3 separate regions of the Mus musculus genome follow, and regions 1 and 3 are each linked to region 2. Evidence: chromatin loops called from intact Hi-C (ENCODE). Cell type or tissue: left cerebral cortex. All regions are shown on one strand.

Region 1 (8,000 bases), 56 kb after region 2:
TGAATGCAAAGAAAAAAAATGTACAGTTGGAATTGTATAATACCAAGAAACAGGAACCTTCCAAGTTTACATTGCCACACACATTAATGTAAATAAAATTTTATTTAACCATGAGTTAATACCAGAAAGCAGAGAAGATTTGGAAAAGCCAGCCTTCACTTTGTGATATACTTTGTAAAATTCGAGTTTTCAAACTGTGATAATTAATTCATGAAAGCTCGATGGTTTCATCCCACTTTTTGAAGTGTGTTAATATTTAAAGCCGAGTCTGTGTTTGAAGCATAAAGAATTTTATCAAATTAAACAGTGGCAAATCACTCTCTTTGGAAGGAAAAAAATTACAAGTTGCCTTCAAATCCCTTCCTTATCTTTTAAAAAGTCAAAACACATTGCTTTTGGATCTCATCCTAGTTTTTATTCCAAGGGTTTGCAGACAGAAATTCTACAAAAAAAAAAAAAAAAAAACTAATCTCGTTTCTTTTTCTTTCTTTCTTTCTTTTTTCTGGGTTAACATACGTAAGCATGCATATTTGAGTATTAAGAAATCAGCAATAGTTATTTTCACATCTGACGTATGAGACCAATGCAAAGAGAGTCCCTCCCCGCTGTAGAATGACAAGAACTTGTATTCTGTCCTCCAAAGCTTTGAGAGTTGAGCCTGTGGGTCTAGACAGGCATGCACACGTGTTTATGTGCTTGCACATTGGAGTCACACAAAATAGGAAGAAGCCCCAAAGGCCAGGTGGTTGGAGCTTAAATCCTGCTTTGCACTGCAGGAAAAAAATGGAAGTGTTTCTCGGAGGAGACGGTACCAGAGAAGAACAGGGGTCTGGGACTTCCGGAGAAATCCCGGTGCAGGTGCAATCGTGGTAAATCATGAGGCACATGTATCCATCTCGCAGACAGGCGGCCACCTGGTTTCTGTCTGCAAACCCCTGGAATAGCAAACTAGGATGAGATCCAAAAGCAATGTGTTTTTACTTTTTAAAAGATAAGGAAGGGATTTGCAGGCAATTTGTAATTTTTTTCCTTCAAAAGAGAGTGATTTGCCACTCTTTAAGGCAGGCACCTTGGTCTCCCCCTCGGTAAGCAGGGGATACACACCTGTAACCCCAGCGATGGGGAAGCTGAAGCAGAACTCAAATTCAAGACTAGTCTTGACGATAGCACAAATCTGAGACCAGCATGGACTCCATAAGACCTCATCTCAAACACAACAACAATAGCAACAACACAACACAACACAACACAACATAAAAACCAGAGTATACATATCATAGAATGTAAGTCCTCTTTCCTGTGAGACGGTTCTTCAGCTAGTGACATGACAAGGAGGGAGCTCATGGCAGAGCATCCCTTCTGGAAGAAAGTCGCTTAGTTAGAGAACGTCAGAGACGGCCTGGCTGAGAGCACTAAGATCAGCATATCTGCTATCTTAATCCTTCTTCCTTCCCCTCTTTCCAGAAGTGTTTCCATTGTTGCCATTATTGCCTGACTCTTGCAAATACATAAAAGGATAACGCACACCTTCTCTACAGGAAATTAAATTTTCTTTTTCAGTTTCTTGGGGCAGCGACTCCAGTGTCCCAGGCTAGCCTTGTCCAGTGTCCCAGGCTAGCCTTGAACTTGAGATGTAGTTGAACATGGATGGCCTTGAACTCCTTTCTAATCTTCCTGTCTCCCCCTCCCAAGTGTTGGGATCTCAGTCATGCACCGCCACAATCGATGGGAAGTGATTATCTTGTATCGCCATACACAAGTAACTATAAAACAAAACAAAAAGGGAGAAGAGGAAAGAATGGGAGTTTTTAGGGTATCTGGAGTCTCAGGATATTCTATAGTCATGTGATAGGTGGCCGATAGAGCCTGATAGGTTTCTTAAGCCTTTAAGGAAACCCCATGAGGGAGAGGCAAGGCAAGTCTGCTGATTATGCGTTAGAGTTCTGAACAAAACACTTACCAAATAATCCACCTCCATATGCAGAACTAAAGAGAGCCTCATAAATGACAGAGGCAGTGAAGGCGATGGACACCATATGAAGACAGATGCTAAGCCTTATCTTGTTCTGGTAACCCTTCAGAATCTGCAGGCCCAAATGGAGTCGAGGCTCTCAGTAACAACAGTGCTCAGGTCCCTGGAAACCAACCTGGGTACCTGTTGGCTTCAGCCACAGGCCAGAAACGTCACCCATAATGAAGCGAGTGGGGAACTAGCCATGGGCTGCCCCGCTCAGCTCCAGGCTTAGGGACCTTTAAGTCACTGAAAGGCAGAGAAGCTAGAAGGTGAACTTGGGTTTGCCCTCAGTAACATGGAGACCGACTCATCTGTAAGAGAAAGTTATGTTTCTCAAAGAGGTTTCCCTTGTAAAGTGTCTTTTCTGCACCTGGAAGAAAGGAGTGGGGGGGCAGCGGGGTTGGGTGTGTGTGTGCCTGAGGGAGGGCTCACCCCCCCCCCCATGCAAGGCCTGGGCTTGACCCCCTCACAGTGAAGAAAAGAAGGACCTAAATTCACATAACAACGTACATCTGTTCTAGGACGCTTTTCCAGGCCGTGCCGTCTTAACTGGGTCATCCTTTATTCTAGTCTTTGTTTCAAAGTCTGATAGTATTTAGGCCTGACGGTTAAATGCTTTTTCTAAAAAAAAAAAAAAGATCTACTCTAAAGACTTTTTTTCTTCCACATATACGGGAGGTATAAGGGATTTAAGTTAATAAACATGCCTGCTTCTCTCCTGTTCATCTTTCTTTTATTATAGGGAGTTCCAGTTTAGCTATGAAAAATAGAGGAAAGAGGTCTTACCACTGCTACCGCTGCTTTCTCCTCTGACGTGGAGGGCTTGTCAGGAGGCAGGAGAGGGCCTCAGAGGTCCCTGTCCCTCTCATCCTGAGGAAGCAGTTAGCACAGTGCACCCAAAGTATGCACAGGGGACACTGAACAATGCAGGGCCCTTTATGTCCTCAGGCGTTTGACTTCTGGCCCACTGCTGCACTGACCACAAGATCCCTACAAATAACTCCCACATGAGAGAGAGGCACAGAAAGCTTGTGGGATGTTGCATTAAAACTGGATACACCTAGATAGAGGGCACAGCAGGCTCTGAAGAGCAAGAAAGGGCTCGTTTTTTTGTGTCTAGTACCAAGAATGCATTGCAAGCCCACTTCAACGAACAAGTACTCCCTGAATAGTGAGTGCTACGTTTGAAAGTCCCGGAAAAGGGATTTCACTTCACGTTGCAGATTATCCAGGTTAGCATGAAAAGAGGCCTAACCAACACTTTATACATGCAAATCGGGCACAAGATGTTCTTTTATTCAATTATTTATTGGGCATCTGCTATGGGCTGCCATCAGCATTCAAGGCGCTAGAAACAGAACGTTCTACAGTTGTGACACATATTCTTGTGATTTCGTTCACTCGCAATTCATCATTTGGATATAAAACAATATTGCCAAAAAAAAAAAAAAATCAGTTTTAAAGTGTGAGTGATATGTGGTGGTGCAAGCCTATAGTCCCAGCGACTGGAGAATCTCAAGTTGGAGGCAGCTGGAGCTTCATAGTGAGTTCAAGATGGAGCTGGTGTTCCGGTCTGTAAACTCTGGCTATTAGGGATGCTGAGGCTGAAGGAATACAATCCTGGGTTATAGAGTCCCAGAGATCAATAGCCAAGAGGGTTACATAGAGATCCTGCCTCAAAAAAGTAAGTATTGGGGATGTGGCTTAGTGGTAGAGCCCTATCTTGGCAAAACCCTAGGTTCAATTCATCAGCCCAGCAGACTATTTCCAAAAAAAGGAAAATTCATCAAGACTGCTGTTAGTTCCAACAGCACTGGAAAGATCTGAAGGGTAAATTAGAGAAGAGTCAAATTTTTACTAGGAACCTCTTTTACTCATCACACACACACACACACACACACACACACACACACACACACAAACACACACACACACACACACACACACACACACACACACACACACACACACACACACACACACACACACATACCTGGCCTCCATAGCAACAGGAAATTGTGTCTTTACTTAATCCGGTAGTCTACTGCCACCTTGTGTCCAAACTCCTCAATTACACAGTGAAGTAGTGCCATTTGCAAAGGTACTAAGTTAATTTACTATTGCCGTTAAAGGACAGAAGGAAGGAATCTCTCTTACTTCTCTAGGGTCCTAGTCTTTCCATTGGCTGAAAAATTATCAACAGATGAAAGAAAAAGGTGTGTGTACTTACACTCACCAGGGCTTTGCAGGAAGCCACCACCTTAGTAAGATTCACACATCAATGTAGCTGGCTTTATAGGGGAGAGGAGAATTGAGGGATGCTGTAGAGGGGGTAGCACATTTTTAAAAAGGAGAATTGAATGGCCTACAAAACACACAGTCAAAGGCTTGGGTCAAAGGTCACTGGGCTCTACATGTGGTATTTGATTTTTTTTCCCCAGTCTCTTCCTCTGATGAATTTAATCTTCTTTGGTTAATGAAATTTCAGTAAGAGGATTGAAGGTAACTGTGTGGCTTTTTTGTTGTTGTTGGACCTGCGGATCGGGAGATAAGGGAACTGCAGAGCAAAGCTTCTCCCTGCACTGTCAGGGAAGGAAACAACAAGGGACCTTAATTCTTCTTAGGCCTTCCAATTTCCCTTAGTTCAAAGTGCTCAGCACCGCTTGGCGGAGGCATTTGCTGAGTCCCCACACTGCTGCCATAAATTATCACAGGCTTGGTAGTTTAAAGACAACCCAGGCGGTTTCATAATCCTGCATTTGAATCATGCATTTGAAATAGACCTCAGCGGGCTAAAATTAAAGTATCAGCAGGACCCACATTCCTTCTCAGAGCCTGGCGGAAGTTTGCGAGGTTTGAAGTTTGCGCCTGTGTTGCCTGGTGGTCCCTTCACAGTTTGCAGGGCCGTCGTGGGGAGTGGGATCATCCTCGGGGTGCAGCGTTCTGACACTGTGTCCCCGTCCCCTTACAAGGATCTTCTGATTACCCTGGGCCCATCACCAGGATATGCTCCTGTCTCAGCTCTCTACCTGCAACCTCAGTCCTCCCCAGCCGTATCGCATCCCCAGCCGTATGCTCCTGTCTCAGCTCTCTACCTGCAACCTCAGTCCTCCCCAGCCGTATAGCACAGCCCGTTTATAGGTTTGATAAACTAACATATCCTCTTTGGGGCAAACAGCATTATTTTGCCTTCCGAAGAATCTATTAATTTTTTTCTGGGAATACACATGCTACTTATATTCAGTCAGATGGTAGCCAGTAAGTCTGACTTTCTGTGCCCTTGTTTGTGACGTGGAACTAATGAAGAGAAAAAGAAAGATCTCTGTCACCATGTCTAAAAGTGTTTACTAAGTGTTTAGAATTCCCCCAAGTCCCCCCAAATACACACTATTGATCTTAACTAGAAAACTCACTGAATATAAAAGTAGTGCTGGCCAGGCAGTGGAGCGCACACTTGTAATCCCAGCTCTCAGGAGGCAGAGGCAGGTGGATCTCTGAGTATGAGGTCAGCCTGGTCTACAGAGTGAGTCCCAGGACAGCCCGGGCTACACAGAGAAACATTATGTATAAAAACCAAACCAAACCAAACCAACAACAACAACAACAAAAACCCAAAAACAAAAAATAACAAACAAAACAACCCAAACCAAAACCAAAACCAAAACAAAAACAAAAAACAACGAAGTGGGCATATGAGACCAAATACTGCTTTATAACATAGAAAACATGTATGATTTTTGTTGTCTTTTTTTTTTGAGATCCGGTCTTCTGTAGCTGAGGTGCATGGCCTTGAACTCCTGATTCTCCTGCCTCCATCTCTCAAGTTAAATAGAGAGTCTTGTTTACCAGGGACATGGTTTTATTTACACATTGGTAGGAATTAAACTCATAAGAACTTTTTAAAAAGTTAACGGGGTTACAGAAAGAGGGGAATGAAACAAATCTGTGTTGATTCTTGATTCTTCACTGGTGCCAGGAGAAGGCCCGCATTGGCCAGCCAGGGCAGTGTGGCCACATGACATCCACTAGACATTTATTTGCTTATTGGTGCTGGTGATCAAAACCAGGATGTCAAGCTGGGCAGTGGTGGCACACGCCTTTAATCCCAGCACTTGGGAGGCAGTGGCAGGTGGATTTCAGAGTTTGAGGCCAGCCTGGTCTACAGAGTGAGTTCCAGGACAGCCAGGGCTACACAGAGAAACCCTGTCTGGAAAAACAAAAAACCAAAAACCACGGTGTCCTGCGTTCCAGACAAGCATTGCCTTATCACATAGTCACATTTCCTGTCCGCATCCCCTAGATTCTAATGGCTTGTTTCTCAGTGCCCTTCGTATTGTGGATGATAAACAGGGTCCTCCTTGGTTAGCATTTATAAAACACAGCATCCTTTTTTCTCTGAATGTCGACAGCGTGTGCTAATAAAACATCCAAGGAAAACCAACAAGATGAAGGCCTTGGGTTTTCCTTAGTGTTTCTCTGCCTTTCCAGAACATCACAAATACAGTGGTTGGTTTTACCTTGTCGGCACCTTTTGTGACAGGCTTTATCAGAGCAGGCTGTTATCCCGAACAGAATAATACCTAAGAGCCACCATGAGCTCGCGGCTCATTAAAGACGAGTTCCTTAGATAGAAATAACTATAACAGGATGTTCTTACTTAATCTTTTAAAGGCTTTGAATCATGTAACTTGGATAGTCACCAAAAACTGTATATATAGCTATTCTTAAGAATGCTATGTTCCCTCGAGGAACCAAAGCCCACAGTAGGGTGTGTTCTACTGTCCTTTCCTTGTGTTGTTCTCTTCTGCTTTCTTAATGCCTCTGCTTAAACCCAAATCTTCTCTTTCCTTCTTCCTCCCTCTCTTCTTTCCTTCCTGTTCTTTTAAGTCAAGGTCTTATTGTGTAGCTCAGCCTGGCCAGATCCTATGTGTGGTTCACGATGGCCTGTGTCACCCTGTCTCCTCCTAAATGAGACTTAGGATCACAGGACTTGGCTCTGAAAACCTTCTGTCAGAGCTGAGTGTGATGGTGCTGTGTAGTCACAATGCAAGTCCTCAGGAGACAGAGACAGGAGTTCAAGGACAGCTTGTACTGTATGAGACCAAAAGGGAGGGAGAGACAGGTGATAACTAAACTGCAGGTTTGTTAATGCTTTGTGTTGACTTGCCCTGAGGTGTGTTGTCCCATGGTCTAAGTCAGGAAACCTAACTTCGTCTGAGTCGTGAAATGTCCTGAAAGTGACTCCAGATGATGCAGCCAGGACTGCCAGCGGGTCAAACTGCACCCACTGCTGTCTGCTGAACCGTGGCACTGAAATGCCTCTAACAGAAGCTCCTGAGAACGCATTTGAATGAGGAGCGGTTATTAGATTATACCTTGAGTTCTGGTGTTATTGTGTTGTGGTTATTACTCTAAAAAATAACATGTATATGTGTATATGGTATGTGTGTGTGTTGTATGCATGTGGACATGTGTGTGTTTGAGTGTGTGTGTAAGCTATAGGTTATCTGTGTGAGTGTATATTTGTGTATATGTGTAAGCTAGAGGTTGTCTGTGTGAGTATGTAGGTGTGTGTGTATGTATCTGATCCCAGTGACATCCTCCAAGGCCACACCTCCCAATCCTCCCCAAACAGTTCTACCAACTGGGGGCCAGTATTCAAATATATATGCCTGTGGGGGCCATTCTCATTCACACCACCACATTCTACTCCCTGGCCACCATAGGCTCATGACCATATCATAATGTAAAAGGCATTTGGTTCAACTTCAGAAGTTCCTGTAGTCTCTCATAGTCTCAGTATAGTTTAAAAGTTTCTTTTGAGACTTAAGGACTAACTGTAATCCCCCACCCTGTAAAATCAAAAGGCAAATCATATACTTGTAACACACAATAGTACTAATAGACTAAAGGTTACCATTCTGAAAGGGATCCATCCACAGCAGGTAGTCAAAGTACCTGTGTGTTCATGTGGTTCTGGCTTTAG
Region 2 (8,000 bases):
AGGAGCTACTCCAAAATTCCAATGACGTGGAGGTCTCTGCATTGCTGAAATTCCAGCCAAGCCCCCTCCAATTCAGGCAACTTCCTCCTTAGCTACCTCAGAGAGAACCAGGCTCACCCCCCCAGGGCTAGCAGGGGTAGCACACAGTCCCTCCCTTCCAAGCCTAACCAGGTGTCACTGCAGCTCTCAGCAGACCTCTCCTGCATCACAGACAATGGATTCCACTAGTCCCCTGGCTGGGGCACAGCAGCCTTCTCTCTCCAGTGCAGATGGTAGCCATTTTCTTTCCTTGTTCTTGATTGTCTCCAGCCTTGTCCTTCCCAAACACCCCTTTTTTGGGGTTTTCCATTCTCTCCCATTTTCCTATTGCTTTCCAAACATGCCTAGGGAGGGGAAACAAGGACCCATTCCTTCATAGACCTTCCTTGAGTACCACTTCCTGCTCCAAGCACACCTCAGAGCAACTGGCACTTGCTGGGCCCGTTTTCACTATCTTCCAACCATGCTCTTCTTTTGCAAGCTGGCTCAGAGGCCATCCTGTAGATCAGTGGCTCTCAATCTTCCTAACTCTACAACTCTTTAATACAGTTTCTCATGTTGTGGTGACCCCCCCCTCCTCCAACTATAAAATTATTTTTGTTGTTACTTCAGAACTGTAATTTTGCTACTATTAATGAATTTACTGTAGATGTCTGTGTTGTCTGATGGTCCTAGGCAACCCTTGTAGAAAGGTTGTTTAGCCCCCACAGGGTTTGCAACTCACGGGTTGAGAACCGCTGCTTTAGACTGCTATCTTGGTCTCTGTTGGTGGCCTTTCCTTTTCATTTCTTTGGGCTCCAGCTTCCCAGACATAGGCTTTTCCTACATCAGGAACAAGCTGTGCTCAGCGTCCTACTGGGCACTCTGTGGACCCTGCTAACGCCAGAAAAAAAAGGCTCTAAGAGACTCAGCCTCCTCTTGGGTTTGGCTGTGATCTTTCGTGGACTCCTCTTCTTTGAGATAAATTTTTCCCTTATGATTGGTGTACCCAGACCTGGGCCACCTTTAGATGGGGATGCCCCCTCCACCAAGGTATGACTCACCCAGGCTCATGTGATCTCTAGGTCAAAGGAGCATCTATGTTATTCCTTTGCTGGCCCACTTGGAGCTCCTACTCAGGGTTTAGAGACCCCAGAGTGCATTCAGCCTGGGGCAGTTCTTCTGGATTCTTTTATTGTCTAGCCTGAGGCCACTGTTCCAGGTCTATTGTGGGAGGTCCTGGAGGTACATCCAGGGCAGCCTGATGAGCAGACTCTGCAGAGAGCAGTCAGAGAAGGAAGCATCATGACACTATGAGGGTCTTCCAGGGGATGGTGGCAGAGTCACAAAGGAGGCCCTCTAGATGGATCTTGATGAAGAAGAGGTTTGTCAGGATCATCAAAGAAGAAAGGATATTTCAGGACTCAGGGAAAACAGCTTTGAAAGGCAGATACCATAGCAGCTAAGGAAAGACTGTTCCTTGACTCATGTGTGTGTGTGTGTCATTGTGTGTGTGTCTTTGTGTGTATGCGTGTCTTTTGTGTGTGTGTGTGTCTTTCTGTGCGGTATGTTCTTTGTGTGTCTATGTGTGTGTGTTTCTCTTTATCTCTGTCTCTGTGCATGTCTTTCATTTGTGTGCGTATGTGTCTTTGTGTGTGTATGTGACCCTCTCTGTATCTCTCTCTGTGTGTATGTTCTTTGTGTGTCTATGTGTATCTCTCTATGTGTGCCTCTCTCTCTCTCTCTCTCTCTCTCTCTCTCTCTCTCTCTCTCTCGTGTATGTGTGCTGAATAATGTGGCAAGAGAGAAATCTCAGCAGTTTGAAGCTTACCCCATACATCCCCAGAGCCTTGACAAGTTTTACAAGTAGTAGTGAGAAAAGGAAGGCTGGGCTCAGTGGCTCAGTTGGTAAGGGTTCTCGCTATGCAAGCCCGTCCACCTGAGTTTAGCCCCTGGAACCTGTGATGAAAGGAGAAAACTGACTCCACAGAATGCTCCTCTCACTGCTACACCTGAGGCACGTCACATACTCACTCACACTCACCAACATGTACACACACACACAGAGAGAGAGAGAGAGAGAGAGAGAGAGAGAGAGTCTGAAAGGACTTCTCCAGATTGCTGCTTTGTCAGATGTTAAAACCCCAAACTCCCTAACTTGGCTCAACTACTTGTGCTCAGAGCCTGCAGGTGGGCTTTGTCTCTGCTCTCTGAATCCCACCCCTGCCCCACAGTTGATGACTCTTTTCTGTCTTCCTCACAAGCTGCCATCCACTAGCTTAGACCTTCACTGCCTCCTCGACCATCGCGCTGCAAGAATCTCCTCATTAGACTCGACGTCTCTCCTCTCCCTGTCTCAGTTCTTTCCACAAGAATTTCCCGGAAGCAAATACCTGATTGTGATAGACCCTTGTTCAAAAATCCCAACTATTTCCCAACTGTCTGGAAAACCAGATTCATGTGGGTCAAAGCTCAGTCTCTGGTGCCATGAAAGAATCCAAAGACAGGATCAACCTTTCTGCATACACTTCCTCCTCTAGGTGGACCCCCGCAAAGCTCCACAATCCCCACAGTGAAAAGGGGGCTTTGTTCTCCTCCATACCCCTAAGATGTTTTATTTGGAACTTACTTAAATTTAGCAATTTAATCATACCTTCATTCCTTCACCCACTAAGCATAGAGAATTTACTCTAAAGCCAGAGGGCTCTAGCTTGTATCATCGCTATAAAGAGACATCTCTCCTGCTACACTGAAACGCTTGCCAGCAGGGACAGAGTCTCTTTACTCTGTGCACTTCCCTTGGAAGCCCTAGACCCAGCAAACCACAGGTGCTCCAAATGATTGAAATGAATAGAGGAATTATCATACGTTTCCTTAAATAGTAAACTGCCGTAAGTGCATCCAAAATCAATTTCAATGATAGATGTAAAGCGCCATTCAATATCCTTTTTCTTTTTCTAGGCGGTTATTAACTATGCCAAGGGGATGCATTTATATACCTCACATGGTTCTGATTTTTTTCCCAACACCTACCAGCCCTGCTACTCCTACCCGGTAACACACCACACAAGCTCACACCACGGTGTAGCTTTTATAGTAGCAGCAGTTCCTGGCTCATCCAAATAGAAGAAGAAATTCATGGAGCTAGAACAACCACCCACAGCCAGGGGTGTGCTCTGAGAGATTTTATTCCGCCCTCACAAGCAGTCCTCCCACACCACACCTGCCAGCGTGTACCTACCTGGCTCCCACCCAGAAGGCACGGGCCAGAAAAAGCTGACCCAGTAGAAACAGTCGAGACCCTATCGCCCAAGCCTGGAGCAGAGATGAATGTGGGAGGTTCCTCCCCCCCCCCCCCCCCAAGAGAAGTGCTGTGAAGATTCAGGGGTGTGTCTGCAAGAGAAACTCACTTTCTTTGGTCACTCCACAACCACTTAACCTTCAGGAGCTTCATTGTGACTTGTCAAGCAAAACCCATGGAAGAGGCAAGCCCCAGCTCAGGCCTCCACAATGCCCAAATCTCCAGTATATGCCTGGACTCTGGAATGCCCCAGTGTCCGACTTTCCAGTGTTTGCCACCAGCACATGCCAGACCTGGTGTGACTCCAGGGTCCCTTATCAAGAGCTATGCAGAGAGCAGGGCTGCTGAAGGGCCGCTGGTAAACTTCTGTCCAGGGTCCTAGATGCTCCCCCCACCACAATTCAGTCTTGTGCTTCATTGGGAAAGGCGGGCAGGTGGTTTTTTTTTTGGGGGGGGGGACTTCAGGAAGAAATACTTTCCTACTGGAACATCCCTTATCTCCCTGGCAGATGACATTAAACCCCCAAAGATGCCCTTGCTCTTCATGCGGACTCTTTCTCGCGCCACTTAGTGGGCAGGGGGGTTAGCGAGAGATGAAGCGCGGGAGGATGGTCCTTAAAACAGTAACTGGCTAAGGTAGAGAGACAAACCAACACACTGGGATAAGGATTCTTGGCCCGATTTAGGCGTCCCAGGCAAGGCGCCTCCGGTTATCCCGCTGTCTCCATCTCGCTCCGCCCAACCTCTCTCCTCCACTGTGCCCCTCTTACCTCCCACTAGAAGGAAGAGGAGTTTGCGCCACCTAACGCGGGGACCCACTTGGGTGCCCTCACTCGCCTCTTTGCTTGAACTGGGATCCCCACACCCGATTGTCACTGAACTTTCTCCAGCGCACACCGTCTTGGGGTTATCGAGCTCAGCTACCCCGCTAGCCCACCCGAAGCCCCACCCCCGTCGCGGCTGCGGCGCCAGGTCTCTTCACCTGTTCGCGGATCGGCGGAGGCTCGAGCCGCTCCTGGAGCGTCCAGACTCAGGCGCCGCCCGGCGGTGCCGGCGCAGCTACCGCCGCCCCTGCCACCACCACCACCGGTGCTGTTGCCGCGCCTGCCGGGAGAAGCCGCGCCGCAGGGGTTTGCTGGTTGCCGCCGGAGGCGCGATCCCGAGCGTCTTGCGATCGGTGGGGCGCTTGGAGGGCGCCCGCCGCAGCCGCCCCGCCGCGTCCCACTGCCCGCCGCTAGTACGCACTGGCGCTGGGAGTGAGCTTCTCGCTGCGCAGCGCAGGGATGCTCCGAGCCTCCAGAATGGGCGGGGATTCCTTCCCTCTGCTGGATCCGAGGGGCGGGAACTACCTTCCCGGAGTGACAGGCCCAGGGGGCGGGGATTCCCCTGCAGGAATGACAAGGTGGGCGGGGATTCCCCCGAGCAAGCCCCTGAGCGGGGAGGACCGCTCTCCCAGGGAAACAGCAGTCCTAGTGCGCCGGCTTCCTGGGGATCCTGGGAGGAACCGATCCAGGGAGACTGCGGCTCAGAAACGCCATGTAGGCAGGGCTTGGGGCGCCATCTAGGTGGAAGAACTAGAGCTAGGAGGTTTAATTTCCTTTTGCATAGCACTTAACATAGCACATAGCGGAGAAAAATGTCAATTGCCTTATCAGAGATTGGGTGGGGAGGCCCAGGGAGACCGGAGAAAAGCCAACCATCCATCCACTGGCCTCTGGTCCTTAGGATACTTAATATAGTCTTGGTATGAGCATTCCTCGGGAGAGAGAACCTCTTTGCGTCTTAAGAACCTCAGAGCTGTTAATCCTTCAATTAAGCCGCTAGAGGAAATTCCATGGGCCCCAGGATGGAGGATTTGGACGTTGTGAACCTCCTTCTGAGTGAACCTCAAGAGCTAAGGCCAACTGCCCTTCGTTTTATTCCAGGTCACTGGGAAAACGGGAGCCTCTAGCTTTTTGGATGCTTCATCCCACAGATTTTCAGGAAGTCTTCAAATATTTTTGGTTCCCTTTTTTTTTTTTTTTTTTTTTTTGTCATCCTTGTCATTCTGCCTACCACAGGGAGAGGACGATAAGAACATAATAGGGAGACCGCACGGCTCTGCAAATTAAGCTCTCTTGAGAGGAAAAAGCTGGTCTTTTTCAAGTGCTGGCAGATAAGGGTAAAAACATAGGAAAAATTACAAACCTCGGGATCATGAGTTGGTGAATAATGCTTTTGACATTTTCTGCAGAACAGTAATTGGAAATCTTTTGCTTTGAGGGAGGTGAGGATACGTTGGAGCATGGCTAGGCTCTAGATTTGCCCAGCAAAGCATTAAGAGCTGCTCTCTTGGAAGAGCAGCTACGTCACCTGCAGCCCTCATGGAGTGTCCCTCAGCACCAGAGACCAGAGTAGACCCAAGGCGTTTCTAGATAGTATTTTCAGCAAGTGTTGGGGTTCTTGGATTCAGCTTTTCCTTGGCGTTTATAATTCCCAATCCACAGAGATCAATGTCTATACAAATCCAGGCCTGGGTATTATAAACGGCAGTCTTCACCGCCTGAAAGCTTCTCCTCCTGTCTATAGAGAAAACCCTTACCATGCAGAACGGAGCAGTGGATTGTTCTGTGTAGCGCTTAGGAGGTGTTCAATGAAATAGGCACCATTGCCTAGAAAGGTGTTATTAGGATGCCACTAAAAATCCTCCCACAATTATGCAGTGCTATCTGTTTGTTCAGCGATCCCAGGCTCAGCTGCCACCACCCCCTCCCAATCTCAGGAGCCATGAAGAGGCCACCTGTGTCTTTTAAGCCTCTGTACTCCCCACCTGGCACAGCGCTGCTATGCATCCAGCTCGCAACTGAATATGCAAATGGTCACCACTCCAAAGGTTCTCATTGCTCCCTCTCACTCAGCCGGTTCCAGTCCTTCCAGCCCGCTCTGTGCTCCAACAAGAAGAGTGTTTCTTTTGTCAGAAGGACACTCTCCCTTTCCAGGCTCTACTGAGATCCCTCACAACACAAGCATCAGGTGCCCTCTTCCTCCTCATCTGCTACAAAAGTAGCACTTCATTCATGACAACAGAGCCCTTCCCAGGTGTGCTAAGTTGAGGAGCTGGGAGTACGTGGAAGCAAAAAACAGATCTTAGGATGTTTCTAAAGTTCAGTGCATCATGGTGTCCAGTCAAATAGCCAGCCTCTCTAAAACACGAACAAAAGCAAAGCGAGCTACTACTAGTGTGTTGGGGAGACGACTCACTTGCCATGCAATCGTAAGGATCTGGGTTTGAATCTCCGGACCCCAACTAAAGCCAGGCGTGGTAGTGCATTATTAATCCAAGCGTGCCTTCAGTGAGATTAGAAGCACGGTCTAGGGGAATCCTAAGAAGCTTGGACCCCTTCCTAGTGTAGGAACAGTAAACAGTAACAACAAAGAGAGCTTGTAGACAAGGTGGAAGGTGGAAACTAACACTTCAGGTTGTCTACTGGCCTCCACAGGTTTGCAATGTCACATACACACACACACACACACACACACACACACACAGAGAGAGAGAGAGAGAGAGAGAGAGAGAGAGAGAGAGAGAGAGAGAGAGGAGAGAGGCACATGCATAAAGGTGGGCGAATTATTAAATATATGTGTGAGTCATGCTACACATAATATATACAGTTGGGTGCTTTTGTTATCTGCCTCATCCAGGCACTGCCCTGCTGACCTGATTAAAATGCTTCTGGTTCCAATCAGTTTTCATCTGCTATCTTTCAGGAACGTTTTCAAGAGTTCTTGTTCCTCCGTCAACAGTAGTTCAACTCATATGAGGTCCAATCAAATGCATGGAGATTTTGTTTTGCCCTTGCAGTCTTGTCAATTTGAAAACTGGCAAGTGAAGTCATTTCAGTGCCGGTGTTTGAAGATCAAAATGTAAATCCTCTCTGCCCTCTTGTCAAATATTGAGTCACAGATTAGTATGTCTATCTAGGTTGCCACTTTAATTTATTGTTCAAAATGTGCGTGGTGTGAAAGAGGAAGTAGGGTGCAGAAAAACTAAAGACTCTGGTGTGCTGGCTAGTTTCACGTCAACTTGACACAAGTTAGAGTTATCTGAAAGAAGGGAGCTCCAGTTGAGAAAATGCCTCCATAAGATCAGATTAATGGGGGAGGGCCTAGTTCACTTTAGGTGGTGCCATCCCTGAGTTCCTGGTCCTGAGTTCTATAAGAAACAGGTTGAGTAAGCCAAGGGAAGCAAGCCAGTAAGCAACATCCCTCCATGGCCTCTGCATCAACTCCTGCCTCCAGGTTCCTGCCATGTTTGAGTTCCTGTCCTGACTTCCTTCGATGATAAAGCCAAATAAACCCTGTCCTCCCCAAGTTGCTTTGGTCATGGTGTTCTGTCACAGCAATAGCGACTCTAAGACAGCAGGTAATAATGATGAACAGAGAAAGAAACCTATTGTCTCAGCCATCACGTATTGGTGACAGGCTAATGGCATGTCCTTTAGGAGCAGTCCTCAGACTGCACTGACATTCGGTCCGTCTCCAAGCTTTCTTAGGAAGCAGAATCCACCCGCCAGTTTGCTTCTCCACCTATTTCCGCAAGAGACACCGGATGCTTCAATACTTTCCATTGCTCCTCCTCCTCTGCTCGTCCAAGCTCATTTCCAGGGAGGAAAAGGAGCTTTAATCAACTGCTTGTGGGTTC
Region 3 (8,000 bases), 150 kb before region 2:
TTTTGAGGCACAGCCTTGCTACATAATCTAGCCACAAGCACAGGCTCTTCCTAAACCCAACTCCCAAGTTACAGATGTGCGCATGCACATACACTTACATGTATGTACACAGTGAGTGACATGTGAATGCAGATGGATTGTGAACTTGCTGAGATAGCAAAGATTCAACAACAACAACAACAGCAACAACAACAAAACACCTAGCAACTAATGACTGCTTAAGTCAATGAACTAAGAAAACCTCAGCGCAGTTATAGTTACTAAAGAGGGGAAAACAAAGGGCATGGTCTGATTGGAATCATCTCTAGAATGGTGTGTGTGTGTGTGTGTTAGTGCAGGAGCCCACAGGCGCCAGTATTAAGTGTGAAATCTCTGAAGGCTGGGAGTCTAAGCTTGTGTGTCATCTGACATGGGCGCTGGGGACTGAATTCTGGAAGAGTGACATGTGCTCTCAACTAGAGTCATCTTTCCAGCTGCTCTCAGGCAGGTTTTTAAGGGAGAGAGTGTGAGGGCATCAGATCCCCTGGAACCAGAGTTACATACAGTTGTGAGCTACCTTGGGGATGCTGGGAATCGAACATAGGTCTTCTGGAAGAACAGCCAGAGCTCTTAGCTCTGGAGCCATCTCTCTACCCTCTTCAAGAATTCTTGGAAAGACAGCCCAAGGACGGTAAGAGCGGGACTCTGGCTGGTCATAGCGACGAGAGAATAGGGTTTGGATCCAGGAGGCTTCTCCCTTGACGTACGTCTATTTCTGTCTCAATAGCTCAATGTGAGCATGAAGATCTTTCTGATGCAAACGGTGTTGAGAAAGGAAGTTGGAGATGCATACACTGCAGAAGAAGACAGATCAGGCCAGCAGAAAAGCATTAACTAAGCGGAATCAGGGTAGCGGGGTCAAGGTTGTTCTGGTCTTTAAATCCTGTCTCAATGCTGCTGCTGAAATGAATAAAAAGCCCTGACCTAGGGAAGGACTGGGTATTCTAGGAATGAGTTAGTAATATTGCCAATATGCTGTCCTAAAACAGTGCTCCTCAATTTTCCTGATGCTGCTACCATTTAGTACAGCTCCTCATGTTGTGGTGAGCCCCTACCATAAAATAACATCATTGCTACTTCATAACTGTTATTTTCCTATTGTTGTGAATCATGATGTAAATATCTGACATGCAGAATATCTGATATGCCACTCCCAAGGGGGTTTTGACTCACAGGTTGAGAACAGCTATTCTAAAATAAATAAACAAGACTCTCAGTGAAAAAAATAAAAAATAAAGCTCCCCTGGGAGATGGTTCAGTGGTTAAGAGTAGTTGCCACACTTCCAGAGAACCCAAGTTTGGTGCCAAGGACTCCATGCCAGGCAGCTTACAACCACTTGCAACTCCAGCTCCATGGGCAACACCCTCTTCTGGCCTTTCTGGTACCTGCACACACACAGCACATATACATACAGATACATAAATACAAATTAAAAATAAATCCTTGTAGGGCAATGTGATGCATGCCTTTAATCCTAGCACTTGGAAGCAGAGGCAGGTGGATTTCTGCCAGTTCAGGTTTATGTCTGTAGATTGTTTCAGGCTAGACAGAGTAACATAGTGAAGTCTGTCTTTTTAAAAAATAAATAAATAAATAATGCATCCTCCACATATTAATTTGATTGATGCACAGGTGAACCTCTCTGTTAGACAGATAGTTAGATACTAGAAGTCTTGGAGGATATTGGGGCTGGACCCCTCCCTGAGAGTCCACAGCTTGTAAAACAAAGGACTAGAACAGCAGGCCTTGAATGACCTGAGAAGAATTGAGAGCAGAGTCCTCTTTGTGGTCCTGGAAGGAGGAGGGACATTCTGACCTGCATGCCCAGGAGGTCATTAATGGATAACTATCTATTGGGGCTCCTGGAGTCCTGAGCCTTACACAACTATCATAAAGCAGGAGGCCTTTGATAAAGAATAATGCCACGCTATTGTTTCCTCTGCGAGAGACAATCTAAACAGGCCTGTCGCAACCTGAGCAGCACAAAGTCCCTCAGAAAAGCTGCTGGTGACAGTCTAGGAGGAGATGGGGTAGGGAGAGAATATGCTTAAAATATCTGGTATGAATGATAAAATTAAATTAATAAGAACAATAATAATAATGGCTAGTTGTGGTGGTGTTTGCTTTCAATCCCAACATTTGGGAGGAAAACAGCAAGTGGATCTCTGTGAGTTCAAGGCTAGTCTTGCCTAAATCGTGAGTTCTAGACCAGCAGGGACTACATAGCCAGACCCTTTCTCAAACATAAATAAGTTATTTAATAATATAAAGCCTGTTTGAAATGTATCTCAGGAGAGCCACATTATCCCTTGAGAATGAGCTTTGCCCTACAGTAAACTCTATCCTCTTTTTTAACCTTTGAATTCATTCAAGGGAGCTCACAAGGACAGGGTCGCCAAAGACACTAAGTGTTTGCTTGTTTGTGTGTTTATTCCTTCAAGGTATCTTGTCTGTCTTGGGCTGGTCCATCTCTGATCATTCTTCAAGCATCAGGCAGGACTTTTCAGGAGTGCATATCTGGACTGCCGTGACTCGCCCTCAGGTTTGACAGAGATTGGTTTTATATGGGTTGAGTCTTTAGGGATATCTCTTTCCCATCTGCTCCCTCACAGCTGTCCTTTCAGAGCTTTTGTGAGTAGACACCTGTGTTGGCAAAGGCCAAGGCTTTTCTAATAAATATCGATTCCTTTCATCCTGTCTAACCTCATACCCAGCTCAAGGAAGGGCTGACTGAACGGTTACCCAAGCCGTGGAAAGAGCTCAGCCTCCTTCATCTCCTTCCCCTCCTCAAAGGGGGATGGGGGGGGGAGAAAAAAGTTTAAGTTCTGGAGATGATGCAAAGGAAAGACCACGATCCCCCTGTTAGGGGAGATGGAGGATTAGGCCATCACGGCAGGCCTTGACTATTCATCTGAGTCTTGGAGAACCCCACTTCCCCACACTCCATTATTTTCAACAGTATTAGGGCCACCCAAAAAGTCACCAGTAGTCATGGTTTTTGTTTGTTTGTTTTTTTAAATATTTAAGTAACATAAGTCAAACTCGCATAGTCAAAATCTTTGGAGGAAGATCACATTCAAAATCCATGTAACTATATAACATATGTTTTGTTTTATTTTATTTGTTTTTACAGTGGTAGGGAGTTGGATCTGGGGTCTTGATGAATGCCAGGAAAGTGAGCTACCACTGGGATACAGCCTCAAATTGTTTTTGAGGCTATCAGCTGTCCTGGAACTCACTCTGTAGACCAGGCTGTTCTCAAAATCAGGGATTCACCTACTTCTGCCTCCCAAATTCTGGGATTAAAGGTGTGTGCCACCATGCCTGACTGGTTGTAGTTTAAATTGTATACACATGGGTCCTTACAATACTGGCCCTTCTCAAAGCTACACAAAGTGAACAAGGAAAGATAGAGCCTTGGCTTTCTATTTCTGTGAAAGCCAGGCTGTGAGGTGTCTTGCCTCCCTTCAGAAGTCTCTAAGAGAGGGTAAGAGGTAATCCAGGCACCAAAGCTTGGATTTCAAAGACCCTCTTGTGAAAGAAAAATTGAAAATCACTTGGGGACATTTAGTACCCAAACATGAGAGAACAGAAATGCTCAAACGCGTTCAATACTCAAGTAAGAAAGGTGAAGCAGAAGTCAGCCTTCCTGCAAAAGACTCAGAAATGCCCACGGGGGAGGGTATGAAGTCAGACAGTAGTACTTTAATCACGCCAGATGCCTCCCTCCTTATGCTTCCTAGTGACAGCAATTCCTAGAAGTACTTCTAACAGTTTAGAAGTGGGTATCTGAAGTGAGGCATTGGGGGTTTCCTCTTCCTGGGTGGGAGTGTATGGCCGCACCGGCATTCAGTTCCAAGTCAGGTATCAGCGAAGCAGGTGGTTGGAAGGAAAGGAAGCACATCTGCATGGTGCGCTGCGTCACAGGCGTCTGCATGGTGGGCTGCGTCACAGGCATCTGCATGGTGCGCTGCGTCACAGGCGTCTGGATGGAGCGCTGCGTCATGGATGTCTGGATAGAGCGCTGTGTCATGGATGGCTGGATGAAATGTTGTGTTACTGGCATCAGGATGGAGGGCCATATCACGGGTGTCTGCATTGAGCAGTGCATCACGGGCGTCTGGACGAAGTGTCATATCACAGGATAGAGCACTGTATCAGAGAAAGTCTCCCATCTCATATCATCTCTTCCGTCCCAAAAGCAAGTGGACCCAGGGCTGGGGATGAAGCAGGCATGAAAGCCTGGGTTCAGGCCCCAGCATCACATCGAGCAGGCCTGGCAGTACATGCCTGTGACTCCAGCACTCAGGAGGCAGAAGCAAGAGTGTCTGAAGTTAGAGGTCAGCCTCTGCTGCTATATAGTGAGTTTGTGATCAGCATGGGCCTGTCTCAAAAGCCAAAAACAGTGGACCCTGAAATGTCACTCAATAAATGCCTGTTGATAAGTGTTTACAGACACGGCCAGCTTTTTCTAAGAACTCACTCGATTAGTCACTATAACGCTAGAGACTTGGTTACCTGATTTACCTTAAAAGAAATTTCTGGTCTAGGCAGTAGTGGCACACCTTTAATCCCAGCATTCAAGAGCAGAGACAGGCTGAGTCTGTGGCTAGCCTGGTCTACAGAGTGAGTTTCAGGACAGAGAAACTAGAAGCTGGCGTTAAAGACTCTGGGGACTCCTTTATTCATCTTGAAGAGCCCAGCAGGGTGGGTCATGCAATCACTGTCTCGTCTTCTGTGGGAACTGGGGGGAAGGGCAGGAATGAAAGTTGGGGAAACAGCACATTTTGGTGACTCAGTATGGTTCAGGAGGGGCGACTCAGCAGAGACCTCAGCCTGAAGAGCACAGCTGTGAAGCACACCCAGCTGGGGGACAGACAGCTCCAGCACACTCTCTCACAGTGCTTGATTTCAACCACAAGATGGCAGACGACGGCTCTCAGATTCTCCACTGCCTTGGCCTGGTGGCACTTAGAAATCTAGGGAAAGCAAGCTCCGTGCTTCTTTCCAACAGCAGCAATGACTCTTGTCACCAAGTTGCTACAAGCTACACCTATGAGACGGGAGGTTTTTAGGGTGTGACCCCTGCTTTTGTATGAAATGTAGAGAAACTTAACTTTCTATTTGTTTTGATCACAAACTACAGGATATAGAAAACTATCCAATGCCATTTGTTATTATTTATGGGTTTGAAAAAAAAAAGTTATTGACTCTGAGTCAAAGGCATAAACTTGATCTCTGGGAAGATAGATGACCTCAGGAAAGAACTCCCCCGAGTCTTAGTTTCTTCCGTGATACCAGAAAGTAGGACTTGAATGAGCTGGAAGAGATTCCAGAAACCAAGCCATGAAAAGAACTTGCACGAGAAGGCAGCAGGCTGAAAAGAATGGAGCTGGGTACCATGTGGGTCATGGGCTGTTTCTTTCAGCCTACATCCTTAGGGGAATGGGCTGTTCCACGTGGCCAATTTTCCAGATAATTGAATTGTAAATGCTGAAATTTGTTTTCCTTTTAACTTTCTGCAATGGAAATCTTCTTAGAGAGCATGCTGAGTAAAATTTAACCTTTCGTTAATATCTCTAGGTCACCACCTATAGACTATATATATAGTCTTGCATGGAGTACTAGGTGCCTCTGGGCACACATGCAGGGAGACAAGACCCTGTGCTAAGCGGCCCCAGGGACCATATTATAAAGCTATAATTGGAGAATCTTCCTTTCTCTCTGTCTCCTACTACATCACCACCTGCAGTCATTTCTCCAAGTAACACCTTCTCATACCCTCTTGACACTCTGCCTAAATCTGCTTTAATCCAGACAGAACTCAAGGTTGCCATGGGTAACCAGTCTAAGATTGTACCAACCCTAAATTTATTTTTACACATGATTTGGAGGCAGAGGGGATTGAAGGCTGCTGCTGGCTAGGGCTGATACTCAGCTACTCTTTATTGCATGGCGTGTCTCTGTGCCATTTGGCCAGTCACCTTGAGTATGTCTGGCCTATATCTGCCCAGTGAGATTTTCTTCTGGGATCGTACAGACTCCTCATACTCCAGGAACACATTGGCACTATCGTGGCTGGAGCACTTAAGACCCTATGCCTGTATGTGTCTTTGACTTAAGTGGCCAGCACCCAGACCATTGAAGCTACACAGTAAAATAGCTCACTGCTAATCCAAGGTTTCAATTACTTGTGGTCAAAAAGGTCAAAAACCTTCAGGACAGCGAGATATTTTGAGAGAGAAAGCACATCCACATAACTTACAGTAATCTGTTATGATCGTCCTATTTAAATATTACTTATGGTGGCTAACCTTTCGCTATATTTAATACATACTAAATTTTGCCATAAATATAGCCCATCAGTACAGGGTAAGGGACTGTCCATGGATAAAGGGGACCACTGTCCTGTCACTATCATCTCTTGTGTCTGAGGAGCTGGCAGGGTTTGAGGTTCTTTCGTTCCAACTCAAAGGCCTATTCTCTGTTGTGACTTGTGCTGTGGGTTCAGGTTGCCCAAGGCTGGATGGGCGAGATGCTAAAAGATCCTCTGGACTGGGTATCTTCCTTGTGCCAGCTACATAGTCACCGTGTCGATAAATCATCTTCTCTCACCCACCAAGCAGCTCTTATTAGGAAAACAGAGTCAGCCTCCCATGCCAAGGGAACAGTCACAAGGCTTCTGGAAGTCGCCCTGACTCCTTAGAAGGCCTGTGTCCTCTGGACTGTGCTATGTTCACATTTATTAACCTATAAAAATTTCCAAAGCCCACATTCTGAAAACAAAAACATTTTAAAAACGAAACGTGGGCCTCTTTACGTTTCAGAAAAGTCCATTTGTTCTTGTCGGGGTATATGGGCTCCATCTTAATTAATTCCACATTTTGTTACCAATTTGGAATAATCTGTCTCCAGGGAACAGATCTGGTTTACTTATAGAGAGCTAGTGGAGGGGGTGACTAGGGTTACAGAATATTCCTTGTAGGAACTAATCTAAAAACCTTCCCCATTTCTTCCTGCACCAAACAGAAGTAACATTTCGGAACATTTTGAAAAATCCCATCTTTTCCAGAATGGTAGCCAAGAATTTTATAAACAGAGGCTTCTGCCATGTAATTACCAGCTTTGTCTTTAAGGGGCGGGGAATGTGACATCACATGTGACTGATAGTCTTCATTCTTCCAGAATGTTCTCTGAAGTTCACAGAAGGAAGAAGCTGTCATCCCTCAGAAACTTCTTGGGGCACCTGAAGCACACTGTGGACCATAAGAGCACTAGCTGTGGAGGAGGCTCCTACAGACCTGGGTTCTACGGATGTGTGGTTCTATACAAGAGGGCTGTCAAACCCACTCATGGCTGTGCGTGTAATTCTGAAATAAGCAACCATGACCTCATCATCTACATTTTGCACCTGTTCCTCCCACACTCCACACAGGCAACCATTGAAGCATCCTCCTAAACCCACACACACAGTTCTTTAAAGTTATCAGAGTTTCACAGAAGATGGTGAAAGTCAACGTACTGCTTGTGTTAGCTCTCTAAGGGTGTTGTAATAAACTACCACAAACTGAATGGCTCAGGAAACAGAAACTTATAATCTCACAGCTCTAGAGACTAGGGGTATAAGATCAAGAGGTTAGCAGAGCCAGGTTTCCCTGGTGCTGTGGACAAAGCTGCTTCAGTCCTCTCTCCTGGTAGTTCTTTGGCATGTGACAGCATAACTTGTCTTGACATGTCATTTTCCCTCTGTGTTGGAGTCCAAATTAGCTTTTGATAAGGACAACAATCACACTGCATTATCCACCCAGACTTCAGTATGACCTCATCTTAACTACATGTGCAATGGTTTTACTTCTGAACAAGCTTGTATTCTGAAGCAATGGAAGTTAGGATTTCAACATATGAGTTTGGAGAAGGGGATACAACTCAACCTATAATATCACATAAAACAATTTTGAAT

What was found. Peaks named below come from ENCODE experiments on the same cell type or tissue, not always from the same donor. Only the 100,000 strongest peaks of a DNase experiment are listed, where the experiment ranks them.
Region 1: it touches region 2 in a loop (4-fold over the local background); 12 of 42 quality-filtered maps call a loop at or near these places.
Region 3: it touches region 2 in a loop (6-fold over the local background); 15 of 42 quality-filtered maps call a loop at or near these places.

What each region holds. Positions count from the first base shown.
Region 1 is chr15:12,791,508-12,799,507 of GRCm38, forward strand. It overlaps Gm41274 (a long non-coding RNA gene), which reads left to right and starts at 7,017. Exons shown (of 3, transcript XR_875048.2): 1 at 7,017-7,154. In left cerebral cortex, a CTCF peak has its summit at 4,083 (motif pointing left); DNase peaks (open chromatin) are centred at 2,500, 4,079, 4,764 and 6,740; H3K27ac peaks cover 2,107 bases.
Region 2 is chr15:12,735,316-12,743,315 of GRCm38, forward strand. Pdzd2 (PDZ domain containing 2) reads right to left here and starts at 4,577. Exons shown (of 26, transcript NM_001081064.2): 1 at 4,302-4,577. In left cerebral cortex, a CTCF peak has its summit at 4,856; DNase peaks (open chromatin) are centred at 3,151, 4,077, 4,734 and 6,152; H3K4me3 peaks cover 3,086 bases; H3K27ac peaks cover 1,273 bases.
Region 3 is chr15:12,581,368-12,589,367 of GRCm38, forward strand. The region is part of intron 3 of Pdzd2 (PDZ domain containing 2); the gene reads right to left. Among named protein-coding and RNA genes, the nearest start is that of Gm41273, 66 kb to the right of the region's middle. In left cerebral cortex, a CTCF peak has its summit at 4,962 (motif pointing right); DNase peaks (open chromatin) are centred at 4,977, 5,900 and 7,421.